Regions from separate parts of the Mus musculus genome. Here region 1 is linked to region 2. Evidence: chromatin loops called from intact Hi-C (ENCODE). Cell type or tissue: left cerebral cortex. All regions are shown on one strand.

Region 1 (2,500 bases), 140 kb after region 2:
CATTATTGTGTGCAGTATCACAGCATCCCTTGGATCATCCTTCAGACTGCATCCTGTCTGATGTCACATGGCACTAAAGCAATTAGTGTTAGACTCACAAGTGACCTTGAGATAGAAACAAAGAGGATTGTCAAGGCAAAAAGAATGTGACTTTCAATTTTATACACCTTTTGTTCAAAAACACAGTGTCTCTAAGGAAGACTTATGATGAGCCTTTTGAAGCCACAAGAGCTATGTCTTTTCAGCTGTAAAACAACATTGAAATCATCCATTTCTCTCTCTCTCTCTCTCTCTCTCTCTCTCTCTCTCTCCCCCTCACCCCCCCCCCACAAGTTTTGCACATCATAGAAAACTGACTTCAGTTTCATTGATGCATTTTCTAATCATCTCTTGCTGGCATTTAAAAACTCAAAGGAAGATTCATGAATGTTAAAGTTCTCTTAGCATCTAGAAATAAATGCTTTGTTCAGAACAATCCTTGGAGAATCATAATTATTATCAAAGTCCTTCATGAAAAACTTCAAGGAGAACACTTCAAAACTGGAAGAAGTGACGGTATCATCCTGAGCATTTCCTGTTCTTGATTCACGGACAGCTATCGTGCCACACTTGTCAGAAGGCCAAGAGAATTTTTAACATGTTCACAGTGTCTCAAGGATGTCCATGTCATTATCAGGGCTGGATAAAGGGGCTGAGATGTGCCAGCTAGTGCCTCTATGCCTTCCTCTCTGAGAAAGGCATAGATAATTCAAGCTATTACTAAGGAGAAAAGCCAACCACTAGCAGCTGTGTTCATTTGCTTCAAAATGTGCTAATTGGAGAGCTCGCCTACTGAAAATGGTTTAATGCTATCTCATGTAAACAACAGGCAGATGAGGACTTTTATGGGCACTGGAGTTATCTTCAGAGTTTTAATCACTGAACTGTGGAGAGATAATATTTCATTCTATTCCAATTGTCATAGCTACCACAAACAGGGTGTCATACTCAATATAAACTGATTGTTTATATTTTGAATGGATAGAGAAGTCCTGGACCAAGTCACTGGTAGATTTAGAGTCAGAAGAGGGATCTGCCTTCTAGGTTACACATGTTAACATCCAAGTTCTCATTTGCTGGAAACAGCTGCCTCAGGCTTGAGTCCATTGATAAGGACTATGCTGCCCTCTAACAACTGGACTCTCATTCCCTCGATCTTTCTGGTTTCACTGCTTTGGTGTTAAGATTGCAACATTTGAATTCTAAGAAGGATAGAGAACTTTTGGACCACCATGGCTATAGAGGGCCAGTCAGTTCAGTCAAGAGGTTTAGATGTGGTGTCTAAGAAGCTATCTGCTGTTGGCCATGTGTGTTGGATAACTGTTATGGGGTAGAAAAATGAAGATAATAAGTTCTTTAAAGACGAGAGGCTCAAGCTTCAGAAGCAAACAGCCTTAGAAGGTAACTCTGCTGGCATTTTCCACATAAGCATCGCCCCCTGGTGTCCACGCAGAGAGGACGCTTCAAGAGCTGTCTTGTAAGAAGGAAGTAATGCTATCCCTAACACCATTTACCCATGTTCTCATTTATCCAGGTCTTAGTCCCTAACTGCACTGCTGATAAAGGCAGCTACAGCATGCAGCATCAAGCATCATACTGAGTTTAAGACAAAAAGCTTCTCCTACTTCTGAGTGTCCATTATTGACAGACATATCATTAATATTTTCCTGGCAGGGATTTCATTAATTTTTCAGTTCTCCTGAACAAATGAGAATATTGAAACACATTGTTTCAGAGGCTACTGGTTACACTGAAAATGGCTACACGATATCTCAGGAGGATGTTCAGACACTCAGCCAGTCAGTCATTTATATCCACAGATGGAGAGGAGTGACAGACCCTGCTTCTCACAGCTTCCTGGACTGGAGGAGTTAAGATTGTCCTAGATTCTCAGTACTCACTGAAGAATTGGAATGACCAGATCCGTGTGGTCTGCACCAAGTGGACAGATAACAACTGACAACAACGACAATGGCAAAGACGATGACACAATGGTGAGGACCACATGACCATGATGATTACATCATAGCCAAAATCCCTGTCAAAGTCAGATCAAGGATTTATAAACTATGGGGGAAAGAGCATCATCTTTCTTTTGTTTCAAACATTCCAAACGGAGTCTCAGAGATGCTTCTCTGTGAGTCACAGTAGAGCTTCCTGTTGAATGCAGCCTGTTCTCTCAAAAGTACGTGTCATAATGGCAATATTAAGAGATACTTAATAATCATGAAATGATGACTAGCAGTTCTCAAGCTCCCAATATCCTCCCACTCCCTTATTTAATCTGCAACACAAATACATTGTTATTACTATAGTAGGCTGAATGGTACCCTATCCCTCAAGACATGCCACCTTCAAATCTCTAGAACACAGAATGGGTCCTGTTTTCAAAAACACAGGTATTTAGAGAGAAGCCATAGGTCTGAAAGTAAGGACATGCTGGATCACACAGAGCAAGAGA
Region 2 (2,500 bases):
TGGGGAGCTACAGATCGTGAACATGAACTTGACAAGTGACCTCCAGCAATAATAGTAATAACGACAATGTCTGTAACATGTTTTTCATGTCTACCATTAGTTATCTCTGGAAGGAAAGATAGGGATGGAGAGATAAAATAATATCCATGACATATTTTATACCAAATCCTTGTACATCAGAAGTTAGTAGAAGATATTGCCCATGAAGCAAGTATTGGCTGCTCCATCCTATGGATGAGACTCAGGACCCAAAGAGGAGCCTTGTTCAATGACACAATAAACAGAGAGTTGACCTTGACAGGTAGGCTGGGTTACCAGGCTCTGCAGCCTGGCTCACCCACCCTTGCTGCAAGACTGTCTGAATGCAAGTTGGTACTTGCAGCCTTCAGTAATTTTCTTGCATTACTGGTGTTGGACTCCACACCACTGCTATATCTCAGTCCTTAATGTTAAATAATGACCACAACATTCTGACACACACTGGTGGGTTTTCTCTGAATGTGTTTCCCAGTGGAAGCCATGTGAATAGAAGAATACACAACAGGTCAGCTCTCCTTCTGCGCTTTGAATTTTTAACGAAGTGACTACCTTTGGGATAATGTTATTAACATTCACTAAGTGGGGCTAAGTTTTCTACTAGGCCTGTAATTAAGCCCTTTTAAATCAGCTTGTTCATTGCTGATCTTTGTTTTTGTCATGAGTCTATGCCAAGTTTTCCCTCCTTTGAGGAATTCTTATACTAGGTAAAGATGCAAAGAGGCTGCGAAGGACACTAGGAGTTGACGTGTCAGGAGATCTGAAAGCAAAGCCTATTTTCCACAGGGGTCCCACTTAGGGAAGGGTGGTCTTCTGTTTGAGCATACAGAACTCAGCATCTCCATCAGAGTCAGCTGGGGACATAACTGCCTGTACTAATCTACATCCAAAGCAAAGACAGCTTACATGATCAGCTTGATGGCTTCATTTGGACATCCATACAGAGCAGAGCTCTATGCATAAATGAAAGCATGCAGGTTCACAGGAAGGTATCCGATATCCCTCCTTATCTTATGTCCATTAGGCTCTCTGGACTGATAAAAGATTGTGTTCACTAAAGCAGTTACATATTATAAATCTATGATTTTGATTTTGTACTAGTAAGTTTCCCCAGTACATCTGGCCGTGTCTACATTGAATATGAAGTAGGGGCCTTTGTGTATGCTGTCTCCCTGAACTAATGAGTCAAGTGTGTCTCTGCAGAGTTGATGATGTCTATGAAGATGATACTGTGTTATTTCTCTAGGTGTGGCTTCATCAAAAAGCATCAGATGATCCACAGGCATTCAAAGCCATAGCTTCTAATGCAGATTGTAAGCACATTTCTATTCTGAGAGTCAAAAAGTAGGACCTTACCTCACTGCCCAAGCAAACGGCATCCGATATTTCCCCAATTTGCTGCAGAACTGCCTATTGGATTTTAGAATCTTTTGTGCAAACTGAAGGGAAAAAAGCAAATAAAATATTATTAGGGATAACCAATTACAAACCACACATATGAAATAATAGTGATTATTTTTTCCATTTTATTGTCTACTGGCTCACAGATTATACACAAGACCCTCTGTGTTCAAGTTATTGTAGAATTCTTGGCTGTCTTTTCTCATTTGAAAATTCTAAATGTAGAACATCCATCCCCTAGTTTTGAAATATCAACTATTACCCGCTCCTCTCTTCTTCCTGCGATTCTTCCTCCCTTCTGTTTAGCTAAGAGAAGTAAAAATCTTGAGTGGAAAGTTATCAAATTTATATTCACAATTGGTACTAGATCATATCTTTTCCCCATCAGAAGACTTTTTCTGTGAAGGGCTGTGTGGATCCTGCATTCTCTGCCACAATTTCTCAACTCTAGTGCTATAGCTAAGAGGTAGCCATTGATACAGGAAGGGCTTCCATTTCTAGTGCTAGAGCAAATCCAGGGTTTCACACATTCTACGCAATAAATGAGGTGTCATTGACTGTCAATAAGATCTTATTTACAAAAGCTGGCAAGAGGCTAGATGTGGTCTGAAGAGATAGTTTGCTGAATGTAACACACCATAGATATGTAATATATAATTATGCATTATGATATTAAATATGTAAAACTCCAGCCTAAGTTGTTGCACATGCTCAAATTCAATTGATTTCCTTGATATCTTTCCTTTGTATGGCAAATATATACTTTTATTTATTTTTTAATAAGCAGTGATTATCCATAATTTGCTTATTTGAAATAACAAGGTGATAGAATGAAGAAAACAGAAAGCCTTCATTCGTCTTACTACAGAGGCCATTCACACTATCTCCATATCTAGCTTCTGCACTTCACTATTATTACATTTAGTGTATAATCATTTGTCTTTGGTATCGAGCCCATTGTTAGCTTGCTGATATCTTAGCAAATTGCCTTCACTTGATCCTGACTCCTAACTTTGTTATTGTAAATACTTCAACCTTTGGGGTTAAAATGATATCCAAAGTT

Evidence for each region. Hi-C counts contacts between places; a loop is a spot of excess contacts. Peaks named below come from ENCODE experiments on the same cell type or tissue, not always from the same donor. Only the 100,000 strongest peaks of a DNase experiment are listed, where the experiment ranks them.
Region 1: it touches region 2 in a loop (2.1-fold over the local background); 7 of 42 quality-filtered maps call a loop at or near these places.

The regions. Positions count from the first base shown.
Region 1 is chr1:80,721,373-80,723,872 of GRCm38, forward strand. All of the region lies in intron 1 of Dock10 (dedicator of cytokinesis 10), which reads right to left. Among named protein-coding and RNA genes, the nearest start is that of Dock10, 36 kb to the right of the region's middle. In left cerebral cortex, a CTCF peak has its summit at 1,486 (motif pointing left); a DNase peak (open chromatin) is centred at 1,478.
Region 2 is chr1:80,583,604-80,586,103 of GRCm38, forward strand. It overlaps Dock10 (dedicator of cytokinesis 10), which reads right to left. Exons shown (of 56, transcript NM_175291.4): 14 at 1,393-1,475. Among named protein-coding and RNA genes, the nearest start is that of 1700016L21Rik, 140 kb to the left of the region's middle. In left cerebral cortex, no CTCF peak of the experiment used is centred here; no DNase peak of the experiment used is centred here.